2 separate regions of the Homo sapiens genome follow, and region 1 is linked to region 2. The links are chromatin loops, found by intact Hi-C in ENCODE. Cell type or tissue: Caco-2. All regions are shown on one strand. Links, peaks and the distances in the headings refer to the core of each region. The heading gives the core; the rest is flanking DNA.

Region 1 (7,074 bases), core at 2,552-5,051, 230 kb before region 2:
ATTCTAGAAAGTTCTGCAAGGTGCCTCAGAGGCCAAAGGGAGAGATGGGAAGAGGGATTGAATGGGCTCTTTCCAAGGTTCCCTAACCCACTTGAATACTTTCATCTTTTATCTCTTTCATATATTCCACTTTTGAGTATGGTTTCATTTAGAAAATAGGATTTTATACCAACAGATTTAAAGAAAAACTCCAAGTCTGAAAATGACTCATTTATTTAAAACTGTATAGAACAAAGACATTTAGTGCACAATTCCAAAAATTCTCTGATCCTTCCACAGCATGCCCAGTATGCTGCAAGAGTGCCAGCAAACACATGCTTACTGCTCACAAATGTGAAATTTAACCCCATGCACTAGGAGGTCCCTAGTGTGGGGTGGTTTTAGCTAACCAGACTAAGAGAGTACAGGGCAACATCGAGCCTTTCTCTGCGGTCATGTCTGATTCATTAAAAATCCAGCTTTCCCCGAAGATATATTAATTACCTTCTGTTTCAGAATTTGTTTTTAGAGCCTAATTCTTAATTATATCTCCAGCCATTGTGTGATTTGACCATTTTGGAACTAAAAAGTTATCCTATGAAATTCCACCTCCAACTATTGCCACACTGTTAGTTTGTCTATTTCATACACCATGCCAATCTTAGCGTGGTGCTAGCATTTCATTATAACCAGCTTTCATTTTTAATAAGACCATGTGTATATGAAATTGTAGACTTCAGTCTTTGTATGAATTGAAAGCTATTAATCTTCCCAGGGTTAGGTTATGTTAAACAGATTGTAATGTTCTTCTTTTTATTATGTTATTTAAATCCCCTTCATTTCATACTGCACCAATACATTTCTACTATCTTGGAATAAATTAATTCCAGTTACGTGATGGAAAATTTTAGTGTAAAAATATAACCTGCAGTATAATTTTTTCTGTCAGAATACCAACTAGAACTGGTATGTTTCATTCTAATTGGAAATTTGAGTTATCGCTTTGATTTTTAACAGTGGGAAAGGAAAATGAAGATTGATATCTTTCAATAGCCGTTCATTCATTCTTCATTCCTTCATTCATTCACGTATTAAGAATAGTCTATGTGCTAAGAACAGAAAGAGTGTTAGAGATATGAAGATTAATAAGACCAGATCCCTGCCTGCAGGCATTTCCTATTCTATGTCATAGATAGGGGGCTATTCTGTTTAGAGGTAAAGCATGACCCACATTGCCTCTGACAAGAAGCATAATGTCTGTAGCAGCTAACTGCTGGAGACAGGAGGCTAGAGGGCTGCCCTGGTAATTGGTATTCAAGTCTTCAAGAAAGGAAACCAGCTATTCCAAAATCAGTGGGCAAGAGGAAGTTGTAAAGTTAAGTGAAATGACTAAAATATGAATAACTAAAGGTTGGAATCTGGTAGAAGGAGAGGAGAGCATCGGTCAGCACCTTAGTTTGGGAAGGTGGTGTGGCCATAGTAGGCTTTATTTAGAAAGAAGCAATTCTTAGGTACCAGCTAGGTTTCAGTTCCTTAAGGGGAGAAAACTGGCAAAATATAGGCAGGTTTCCAGGGTGCAAAGCCACGTTCTAGCTTCAGCTCAGGCAAGGCCCTGGGGTATGAATCACCACCAGAGTAGCCCAGCCAAAATGACTAAGGGATCTAAGCTGGTTGCTAATGAAAGAGGTTGCAGCTCAAGGCAGCTCTGCTGACGCCCACTGGATACTGGGATTACATTGATTTAACACATGGAAACCACTTAATATGGTATGTGGCACAACACAATTAAGTACTCATAAATATTTGCAGATAATGCTGCTGCCATTGCTGTTTTTGTCGTTAGAAGACTCGGGAAAATCATCTAATACAGGAATCCATCTGTTGGCGGGGCTTGGGCTTCTAATATTTGACTGGTTGATTTTTGTCGACCCAATCTTAACAATATTATACACAGCCATTACTTCAGGAAAGGCAGTTGTAAAGAATGGTATAAATTTCCTGTAACTTGACTGCCACATTCTAGCTGAGTCACCTCTATATACCTCAGTTTCTTTGTATCCGCAGTGAAGATTAATGACCTCATAGGGTTGTTATTAGAATGAAGTGAATTACTACACTGGACTTATTTAGGACAGTAACTCGCACATAGTGAGTGCTCAAGGAAATCTCAGACCCTGCCTGCTAGTGGAGGGTCCAGCTCCTGATACATTTGGGGGCAGGTTTAAGGAGTTCATTGATTTAGAGCTGTAAGGGCTGATCTTTCACCCTGCATGTCTTCAGCAACTGTGGCTGGTAAAGTCCAGAGCAGTCAAAGGCTGACAAATCCTTGTTAGAAATCACAAATGCCCATTCTCACAACTTCTGTGGTGTTTTCCATCCTTTCCCTAGAATACTTTCTTTTTAAGGCAAAGGAAAGAATAATCACTGCAGATAGCACACAGTATTTTTTTGCAACATATTTTCAAAAATTATGATGAGAAAAGTGTATCATTCCTGTGAAGAAACAGCATAAGGAAAATGATTTGAGAAAGAAACATGGTTCTTAAACTGAAACAAGTGTCAGAAGGAATCCCAGAAGGCAGAAGGAAATATAGTAATCATGATGAAGTCTAGAGCTCACACCGGTTAACAGAATGGCAGCAGCGATATTCATCTCACGCCTCTTCCATGCTGTCCCTGAGTGAGCTTCTGCTGAATTGCCTGGCTGGTGAGGATTGGTTTCAGCAGCAGAAGGAATGGGCTGCCAGCTGAAGGCTCTGGTTCTGATCCTGGGTAGGGTCAGAGAAAGCAAGATGTGACCATCACTTTTGACCTTGGTCTTGAATTTGATTCCATGGAACAACGATATTTTACAAACCCAGTTGAAGGTTTATCCCTTTTTCTATTCAACACAGGGAGAGTCCTTAGAGCCCCAGGAAGACTTAGCCCTTTTTCATTCTAAGAGTAAACCACATCTAGGTTTCCAGAGATGAAAAGACCAGGCTCTGATCTTCCTTCTGGAAGCCCTTGCCTATTCAACAAGCATGAGTATTAAATGCTATTGCCTTGGAATCATAATTCAGTTTTCACAGTTTGGGCTATGTCAGAACCATTCTTGTCAACCCCCTGTTTTCTGAGAACCCGAAACCTGCTTGTTTAGAATTTTAGAATCTACTTGACTCTTACAGGGGAGAAAAGATCTCTTTTCTCACCCATCGCTAGGTTCATGGCTGAGGCACCTATAATGAAGGACAAATCAACAACATAAAAGCATGCGAATTTATTTAATATAAGTTTCACATGACACAGGAGCCTTCAGAAATGACCCAAAGAATCAGGGAAAAGTGTGTATTTTTATGCTCTGATTTGAGGAAAAGTAGATGTCCAGTATGACTGGACAAAGGGGAATGGTAATAAACTGGGGTGACCACAGCAAGGCCTGTTTCTGCAGAACCTCCTGTGTCCCTGTGTTTTCAGAGGTAAAAATTTTCCTTTCCTTCCAGTATAGTAAGGGCACCTCTGGTATGATAGTCTCATGACCTGCTTCAGGGGAGAAGGGGGAAGGGGAAGGTGAGAGTGACCATCCTGCTTCTGCTGTCTTCTCAAATACCAAGCTGCCATATTGTGGATTTTGGAGTAGCGTAACTTGAATCCTTTTTTTTTTTTTTTTTTGAGACGGAGTCTCACCCTGTAACCCAGGCTGGAGTGCAATGGCACAATCTCGGCTCACTACAACCTCCACCTCCCAAGTTCAAGTGATTCTCCTGCCTCAGCCTCCCGAGTAACTGGGATTACAGGCACATGCCACCATGCCTGGCAAATTTTTTGTATCTTTAGTAGAGATGGGGTTTCACCATGTTAGCCGGACTGGTCTTGAACTCCTGACCTCGTGGTCCGCCCACTTCGGCCTCCCAAAGTGCTGAGCCACCGCACCCAGCCGCATAGCTTGAATCTTATCAATACCTTAACCAAATGACTCTGACAGTTTTCCTCTTCTTATCTAAATTCTTGAGGGTCACCCACACTTCCCAATGTCTTTTGAAACTTGACCTCTTTTCTGCTGAATTGAGGAAGATACCTGATTTCTTTAACCTCACCAAATTCCTACTTCTTACTGTTGTTCATTGCTGGCTGAAAATTTACTTTGGCGAGTTCACCAAGAACATACTTATCGGTTCACTGTTTATATTTGCACTCAAGATAACACTTGAGGCCCTGCTACTCAAAGAATTTAGTGACAACTTTCTTCATCACTCTCATATCTTATCTGTCATCAAGTCTTTTTTTCCTCGTAAAAATGCTTTTAGCTCTTTAAGTATGTTTCATATCTATAATAGCTAAGATAGGCTAACAGCTATAATATATTAAACATCCACCAAATGGACTATTAAAATGACTTAAACAAAATAGAAATGTATTTCTTTCTCATGTAAACAGTCTAAGGTGAATTCATGTTAGTTGGTGTTGGATGTGTGTGTGGGAAGGGAGGGGTGACACCCACATAATTATTCAAGAATACAGGCCAGGCCAGGTGCAGTGGCTCACACCTGTAATCCCAGCACTTTGGGAGGCCAAGGTGGGCGGATCACCTGAGGTCAGGAGCTCGAGACCATCCTGGCCAACATGATGAAACCCCATCTCTACTAAAAATACAAAAAATAGCTAGGAGTGGTGGTGGGCACCTGTAATCCCAGCTACTTGGGAGGCTGAAGCAGGAGAATCACTTGAAGCCGGGAGGCGGAGGTTGCAGTGAGACAAGATCATGCCACTGCACTCCAGCCTGGCGACAGAGCAAGACTCTATCTAAAAAAAATAAAATAAAATAAAAATAAAAAATAAAAAATAAATTAAAAAAAAAACAGGCCAGCAAGGGTCTTCCATCTGCAATAGCCAATTGCCGAGGTTGCCCTCCTGAAGATATTCAGCCAGCCCAAAGGGGAATGAGCTAGAGGACTGCACACGGAGGCGTCCCATGTCCTTTGACTCAACCTTCTACTGGCTAGAACTCTGCCCTGTGGCCACATGTAACAGCAGAGGGGCTGGAAAATGAAGTCTAGCTAGATACCTAAAAAGAAGCAGAGAAAGGTTTCAAGAGCATTTAGCAACCATATCCACCTTATTCATGCCCTGCCCTCTATTCGCAGTGGCCCCGCAGCACTGCTCAACTAGCTTGCTGCATTGGCCTCTTATCTCTTATCTATTGCCTTAGATCCATCTAAATGCTCTGCTACTCTTATGCCTGGAATATGTTTTCAAGATGTGACTAATCCTCTCACAGCTTGAAGGATAAAAGGTCAAACTGCTCTGGTGAATGCATGATGCCTGGTCACCTCTGTAGCCCCATCTTCCCTGACACTTTCACAGACAGTATTCCCTTTACTCCAACCTGTGGGAGTATTTTCTAATTCACAATAATAGCAGGAAATACAATGTGGACCAGACACAGTTCTGAGCAGTATATTAACTCATGCATTTCTTACGATAACTTTATAAGGTTGACAGTAGTAGTATCCCTATTTCACAGAGAAGGAAAGAGATACAGATAAGTAATTTACATATGATCTCACAGATAGTAAGTGGTACAGCTTGAGTGCATATGACTCAAAGGGTAGAGGTTCTAGATTCTTAATCACTGTATTGTACTACTTCTCCCAATGTTATCGTACATGCCATTCCGTCTTCCTGGAATACCCTTCGTCTTTCTTCATCTAACTTCCACTCAAACTTTAAGGATCAATTTAAGCATGCCTTATTTTAGGTAGCCATGGTTGACATCAGCCTAATTTAATTGCTACTCATCTATGTCCCCATAGCGTCCTTTGCATTCCTCTATATCTCTCTGCTATAGCAGTAAATGTACCACCATTCCGTAAAATCCTTAAGGGAATGTTTAGTTTTATGTTCCCAATGCCAGCACAATGTCCAGAACAGTGTTGTCCCATAGAAATGAGAGCCACCTATGTAATCTTAAGTATTCTAGTAGCCACGTTCTTTAAAAGTAGAAGTGAAACTAATATTTTATTGACCCTGATATATCCAACATATTATTATTTCAATATGTAATCAATAAAAAGTATTAATAAAATTTGCTTTTTCCATTCTAAGTCTTTGAAATCTGGCATGTGTCTTTCAATTGCATCCCATCTCAATTTGGACACCGTATTTTCATTGAAAATATTTGGTCTCACCTGCACACGTATGTTTATTGCGGCACTATTTACAGTAGCAAAGACTTGGAACCAACCCAAATGTCCATCAATGATAGACCGGATTAAGAAAATGTGGCACATATATATCATGGAATACTATGCAGCCATAAAGAGGATGAGTTCAAGTCCTTTGTAGGGACGTGGATGAAGCTGGAAACCATCATTCTGAGCAAACTATCACAAGGACAGAAAACCAAACACCACATGTTCTTACTCACAGGCGGGAATTGAGCAATGAGAACACTTGGACACAGGGTGGGGAACATCACACACCAGGGCCTGTCGTGGGGTGGGGGGAGGGGGGAGGGATAGCGTTAGGAGATATACCTAATGTAAATGACGAGTTAATGGGTGCAGCACACCAACATGGCACATGTATACATATGTAACAAACCCGCACGTTGTGCACATGTGCCCTAGAACTTAAAGTATAATAAAAAAAAAAGAAAATATTTGGTCTCTATTTACATTTCATAAACTTTATAGTTGAAAAAAGAAGATTCACATTCCTAAGTTGTTCCAAACATACACAAAAGTTTTTCAATAACTGAACCAAGAGTCAATTTTTAAATTTATATTTAAATTTAATAAAATGGAATAAAAATTTGTTAAACTTCAGTCTCTCCGTCTCACTAGCCTGATTTCAATTGCTCGGTAGCTACCTACAGCCAGTGGCTCCTGTGTTAGACAGAGCAGCACAGCCCTAGAACACAGTAGATCCTAAATCGATGTTTATTGAAGAAATTAATCAATGACAGTGTAGAAAATTTGCAGTGATTATGTCAGAATCAATAGTTCTCCACCCATTTTCTCCCACACTCTCAAAAGGGCCAAGTTTTATATCACCAAATGATATTCCTCTTACTTCTTTCTGAGCAGAAACAGTTTTGGAAATTAAGATCTTTTT
Region 2 (7,074 bases), core at 2,436-4,935:
TTGTAGTTTTTTGGCCTACTGTCAAACTCATGAAAATTTCAATATAATAGCCTTTAACCAGCTGCTGCATTCTGTTAGGATTTCTTTCACCTTTTTATGTTGCATGCTCCCATATGGGTAAACCAAACAGAGCCAAGAGCTGGGACTCTCTTGCTTTCTTAATGAGTTAGAAAATTGTTCTTCTGTATTCTGGACTGTCAAAAGAATTTAGGAATCCCAAACATGCATGCAGGATGTTCCAGTATAGATGTCATAATAAAAGCATAAGAAATATCACACTGGGTCAGACCAACAGGGCAACTAGCCCGGAACTCTGTCCCAGATGAAGATACCAATGGTTGTTTTGTCAGGTAACCTAGTACATTTTACCTTAAAAATTCGGATACATCATGACCACTTCTTAATAATGCATTGTAAATCAACTGGCAGTGAGTTTATCCAATGGTGTCAAACTTTTCCTATTCCCCACTTCAGCTTTGTCTTAATAATAATATGTTCCATAAATGTACCGACTTCTATATAAATATAGGCATTTTAATTTCTCTTGAATCTGCATCCTTTAACCTCAAGGAATGGCCTTAATTAAATTCTTTGAAATTCAGTAAAAACATTTATATTTATCCAGAGTCGACTTTAGCCTCACATTCCCCTACTAATGCTTTTCATTTTCATCTTCCCAGTCTGAGAAATTCTAATCCTTTTTAGTCTTTTAGTCTGTCCTTGACGGAAAGATAAGCTTTCCCCTTGATTATCTTAGTTGTTTTTCCCTGGATCTTTTCCAGCTCTGTTATATCTTCTTTGGGATGTCGTGACTAGGGTGGCCCAAATATTGGTTATGAAATTTGTTAGCATTGTCTCTAGTTTCCACTCACTCATGAAGAAAGTAAATGTTATTTGCTGTCTCCCATTGGTGCAGAAATGGAGAGATCAATTGAGGTCATAACCTCTTCTGCATATATTAGTTCTAGCCGAAGGTTGGTTTTCTGCTACTTTTCTGTAATACCAGCAAAAGTGTTTGACCTTATATTTCTGCCAGCTGTCCCTTAGGAAGGATTTGATTTTTAGACAAGCTGGTCCTTTCCTCCTTCAAAGACGCTGTGGTTGCTAAATATTGGGAAGAATTCACTAATGAAACTCAGGAGTAAACCTGCTGACTCCATCAGCAGTAATGCATTTCATCAGGTTCCCTTTCGAAATATCTCTGAAGCCCTTCACAGAAGAGTGAAAGATGGGGTTCTTGGGAACTTGCTAACTGCTCAGCTTTTTTTACATGCAATGCTCAAGAAGCAACTCATGTCCAAAGGAGTGTTTATCTTTTCCTGCTGGTAATTTTGAATGTTGTATATACATTGCTGTATATGTTGCCTGATGACCTTGATCGACCCTTCTCTTCACTCTCAATCTCAGGCATGTTTCCACAACCATTTATTGCATCTGAGTTTTGCTCACAACTTTCTGCTGCTTCCTGCTTAGCAAAATGCGATATAAAACCTTATTGGATGAAGTTAACAGTTGCTTCAGTCAACATTTCTTGTTACTGTTGCTGTTTGTGCTGACAAAATTGCTGATTTGGGTTCTGACTGTCCTGTCTTCTTATGGCCTACCATTCCTATAGCTCTATTTGTACGAGTATTTGACTCTCTGCCTGGAACTGTGGCCATCTGTCTAGATTTACCTTTTGGTATATGTGGCTCTCTGTATCCTGTTGGTCTACATTCTGGTTTGAACTCACGGATCTTGGTCTGGTTTTTAGTACCAGTGTTCCCCTAACTCCAGTAGCATCTGAATCTTGACACCACCTTCCCCTGCCCCCTACTGTATTGCCTCTATTACTACTTTCATGGCAATTTTTTCGGATTCCAAATATGTCCCATGCTTAAAGCATATCTTGCTCTCATTCTTGTTCTAGCCCCTGTTGGTACCAGGCATTGCTCCAATTCAAGTTTTGGTTGGTTGATTTCTTCCTTCATAATATTGATTGCTATTTCAGTACCTGTATTTATATACAGAGGGAGCAGTGCCTAACTACATCTTAGCCTTAACAGCAATCAACGTGTTAAATATCCCTGTGTTGGCTGGTTTGCAGTAGACACGTCTTCTGACAATGAGATGGGCTCTTATTATAAAGAAACTGGAGTATGATATCAACATAGAAAACATTTCCTCAGGCCGGGTGCGGTGGCTCACGCCTGTAATCCCAGCACTTTGGGAGGCTGAGGCAGGCAGATCACGAGGTCAGGAGATGGAGACCATCCTGGCTAACATGGTGAAACCCCGTCTCTACTAAAAATACAAAAAATTAGCTGGGCGTGGTGGCGGGCGCCTGTAGTCCCAGCTACTTGGGAGGCTGAGGCAGGAGAATGGCGTAAACCCGGGAAGCGGAGCATGCAGTGGACGAGATCGCGCCACTGCACTCCAGCCTGGGTGACAGAGCAAGACTCTGCCTCAAAAAAAAAAAAAAAAAAAAATTTCCTCATTTCTTATTCCAGACACCTCACTCTTCTAAGAATGATACAAGTCTTCTGACATTGGGTTTGAAAATCAGTTGAATTTTGTCATAATCTTTCATACAATGTGAACACATCATGTAGTATATAATTTTGTGCTATTTCTGGTAAGATCCTTCTTATGTATATTTTTCTTCAAAATATACCTTTTAGCAGCTAAGACAACATTAAATAGGGGAAATTTTAAATAGGCTAGGCATCGCAAGACTTGAATTCTAGTTCCAGCTTTACTGTCACCTAGCTATTAATACTTGACCAATGGGAAATTGCTTATTTTCTGTGGGCCTCAGTTTCTCCCTCTGTCATTTAAGGAAGCAGAATGACATGATATCATAGGTCATTTCCAGTACTAACATTTTCTGATTTTGTGAATGTTGACTTCGAAATAGAAATTGTTTGTGATCATTTTCCAGAGAAGTGAAAATGAATCTTCATATTGCCCTTGAGGATTCTTATTGCACCATCAATCTTATCGGGATAGAAAGGACAAATAATATTAAATGTTTCACTTAACTATTTAGCACTATTGATGATAAGAAGTGGATGCAACAGAGAATCAGCTGTCTAATTTGATCTGTCAGTCTTTGAGGATGCTGGTGAATGATTCGGGGTAATTAAATTTTTGAAATCACTGCCAAAAGCCTGATGCTCTGACTTTTCAAAAGGCTTTAGTACACAAAGATAACCCAGAGGTCAATCTTCTCTGCTGTGTTTTCTCCTCTGCCATTTGATGGTTTCAAAGGTCACGTTACCTGAGTCTCAGTAAGCTCTGGAACCACAATGAAGGAATAGTTGGTAATACATTATTGATGATATAATCATGAAAACAATTCAGGTTAAGATATTAACTGAAAGAGAGTGAAAGGGGTGCCATAGTGTTGTGCAGAGTGCTGAGTCTGGTTTTGGTTTTATAGATCTTGTTGGGAGATGTAGATGTTGATATCATCTGTGTCTCATAGGTTCATGAAAAAAACCCTCACATCCTTTTTTGTAGTTTCATAAGCTGATTTGTATCACCTTGACTGAAATAACAGACTCCAGGAGGATAGCTGTTGTTATCTCTTTTTCTAGCATAGTGCCTCACAGATAACAGGTACTTGGTAAATATTGGAATGAATTCATGAACATATGTCAGTAATTCTATGTGCTTTTCAGTTTGCTGACTCATTTCACCTTCAAAACAATCTTGTAGTATTTGTGTGTCAATTTAGATTTACCACTCAAATCCATCTCTCATGCCCTCTAGACATGAACTTTAGTGTTAGGAAGCATGCCGAGTGTTTGATAGAGTTTCTCATAGCTCCTACAGTTTGGTGCTTAAGGGACAGTCCTTGGCATGGATGTATGAATGGTACATACCAAAACATGAGTTCTAGATTCCGTTCTATCTTAATCTAACAATATGATAAGGAGTATAACTTAGCTCAACCTCAATGAGAAGGTTGAACTAGATAATGCCTGGGACCACTCTCAGCTCTAGCTTTGTTTCAGTAGAACTAGAGTCTGTTTTTCCTAAATATCATTCATGAGGCTTCTTCTGGTTTTCTAGTGGTCAATAGAGCTTTAAATTGATCAACTACTGTTTTTCACTGAGCATTGTGGACAGGACCTACTTTTTGGGCCAGGATATAGTAGCCACTGAGTCTTAACAGAATGTCATCAATGATACATTTTTATTTTACAGAAAAATGTTGTAACATTCTATATGGCATATGTCATGTGGAAAGGTGGCAACATATATACATACACCTATACATGTGGCAGCTAAAATTTAATGTGTGTATGGGGAAAATAATCCTGTATTATAATACACATGGTATAGCATTCCCTGCCTCATTCGTGGCACTTTTGGAAATGTGAGAATGAGCATAGAACATATTCAAGTTGGTTTATCCAAAAGAAGAGGAGTAAATTATTTCAGCTATTTCCCCATTTTCTTTTTCTAACTTTCTTAAACATGCACTTTCTTACATAATCACGTGTTAGAAAAAAACCAGTAGTCACATCAAATAAATCTGCATTTGAAACAACTGTATCATATCCCAACTCTGTTCGTTTGAGCCATTTGCTTAACGTGACACCCATTCTACTTTATGACACATAAGGAATATTGCTTAAGAAATGTTAATTGGCTTTCCTTTTCTCCTCTGAAACTGGATTGAAGTCTTATTGACCTCTATTAGATACTGAGTGTTCAGGTTTTTAGGAAAACACTCATAGAGATATAGCCCCAGTGTGAGCTGCATTTTTAGAATATTTTCTAGAACCCAAATATGTCCCTAATCAAAGTTAGTTTATTTTCATTCTTAGCGTTCCCACGTAATTTGGGGTATGTGTGAATTCCCAAACATTCCCGGGCCTCTCCTAGGCTTCTCTAATTGCTTCTTATTCTGTTCCCCTGGGAAGCAGCATCCTGTTCCCTTCACAAAGGTCAGCAGCAACAGCCCAGGCAATGTTTTAAAATAACTTAATAACCCTGAACTGCCTCTCTCTTCTTTGGGATAATTTCCTTAGAGCATTAGTCCTTTGAACACTGACCTGGTTGCAGAAAATGCCCCTTTCTCAGTGGGAAAACTCCAAATCCCATTCAGTCTTCCCCTCCTTCCTTCCAGGGGATAGGGTGGGGGAGTAGGGGGTAGGGAGAGGGTATTAAATACTTTCTTCAGGAAAAATGTTAACACGGTAAAACACTCTCTCTCTCTCTCTCTCTCTCTCTCTCTCTCTCTCTGTGTATGTATTCTTTTTTAAAGAAATAGACTGTGAGTGCATTGTATAAATCAGTGCTGTCACGTTGCAAATTTTTTAAACCGTTGTACAAGATAGAAAAACAGTATCTCTGGATATTGACTCTGGAAAGCTTCTAAGAGCAGGTCCTAGATGAGACTTAGCTCACTGTCGGCATTCGGCAAATGATCACGTTTTCTGTGATACCATTAACTCCTGGGGGGATGAAACTGAAAAGCCTCGCTGCTCTTCCTGAAACTCTCAACTGCTTTTTTCTGTTTTTCTTTCTCAGCTTATCCACATCCATCTTGGTCCCCAAAGCCATTGCATGTCAGATGGTCAGTGCAATGTGTAATTTTTAACTTGCTTCTTTGTTGCTTTAGAAGGAATCGTTTTGTTGTTTTCTTTCCTTTTGGTCACTATTTCTTGTTCATGAGTTTTCTGTAAACAGTGTGTCTCATAGATAAGTCCATGTAATCTGCTAGACAGGAAGAAAAGCAAAGTTTAATGTGTGCCTACTATGTGCTAAATGACAAAGTGTTTCATCTGTATCTTCCCATTTAATCCTTGTAACACTCCACTTATTATCCAATAAAGAAAAAAACGGCTATCAGTCGGGCGTGGTGGCTCATGCCTGTAATCCCAGCACTTTGGCAGGCCAAGGTGGGTGGATCACTTGAGCTCAGCAGTTCAAGACCAGCCTGGGCAACATGGCGAAACCCCATCTCTACCAAAGATACAAAACAGTAGCTGAATGTAGTGGCATGCACCTGTGGTCCCAGCTACTCAGGAGGCTGGGGCAGGGGAATCCCTTGAACCAGGGAGGCGGAGGTTGCAGTGAGCCGAGATCACACCACTGCACTCCAGCCTGGGTGACAGAGTGAGACCCCATCTCAAAATAAATAAATAAATAAAAGTTAAAAAAAAAAAAAAGGAAGAAACAGCTGAGATTCAAAAAAGTTGGAGGCTTATCCAAGTCATTCTAATAAAGGGGAGGGGGGAGAATTGATACTTAAAATCATCATGATAAGAAGGATAGACATTGGAGATTCAGAAGGGCAGAATGCTGGGTGAGGGGTGGATAATGAGACATTACTTAATGGGTACAAGGTGCACTACTTTGGTGATGGATACACTAAAAGCCCAGGTTCACCACTATGCAATACATCCCTGTAACAAAACTGCACTTGTACCTCAGAAATTTATACGAATAAAAATAAATAAATCAAATAAAATAATCATCATCATCTCAGCTATTGCTTCTAGCTGTTTCAACTTTCTAATGTTTTTGATTGAAAACTGGCCATTTGTATAACCAAATGTGGCCAATCCACCACTGTGAGGCTGCCATCTTGGGCATCACCAAAACTACTCTAGTAGTCCTTCCCTGCACTGTTAGGTGGATTTTCCTTGGCGTATCTTCGCAATCAAGTTGCAGAGACCTAAGTTACTCTTTGCTGCTTTGGGCAATAAAGGGGAACAAAAAACAAAATGAAACAAAAACTTGGCCAGCCCTGATGTAAGCACTCTTCTACCTCCCTGCAGGCTGAGAAAACAAAGTATTTCTTTTTTTTTTTTTTAATTTTTAAAATGTTTGATTCTGGTCTAAATCAATTAAAATGAGATCTCCCCCCTTCTTTTTTCTTTTTTTCTTCTAAAAAAAAAAAACACACCAAAAAACCGAGATACATGTGCAGAACGTGCAGGTTTGTTACATAGGTATATGTATGCCATGGTGGTCTGCTGCACCTAATGACCCATCGTCTAAGTTCCCTCCCTTCAACCCCCAAACCCCAACAGGCCCTGGTGTGCATTGTTTCCCTCTCTGTGTCCATGTGTTCTT

What was found. Peaks named below come from ENCODE experiments on the same cell type or tissue, not always from the same donor. Only the 100,000 strongest peaks of a DNase experiment are listed, where the experiment ranks them.
Region 1: a loop joins it to region 2, with 19 times the contacts of the local background. A loop is called at or near these places in 1 of 110 quality-filtered maps.

What each region holds. Positions count from the first base shown.
Region 1 is chrX:31,540,880-31,547,953 of GRCh38, reverse strand. The region is part of intron 55 of DMD (dystrophin); the gene reads left to right. Among named protein-coding and RNA genes, the nearest start is that of FTHL17, 470 kb to the right of the region's middle. In Caco-2, for the core only: no CTCF peak of the experiment used is centred there; a DNase peak (open chromatin) is centred at 3,873.
Region 2 is chrX:31,312,904-31,319,977 of GRCh38, reverse strand. All of the region lies in intron 62 of DMD (dystrophin), which reads left to right. Among named protein-coding and RNA genes, the nearest start is that of FTHL17, 240 kb to the right of the region's middle. In Caco-2, for the core only: no CTCF peak of the experiment used is centred there; no DNase peak of the experiment used is centred there.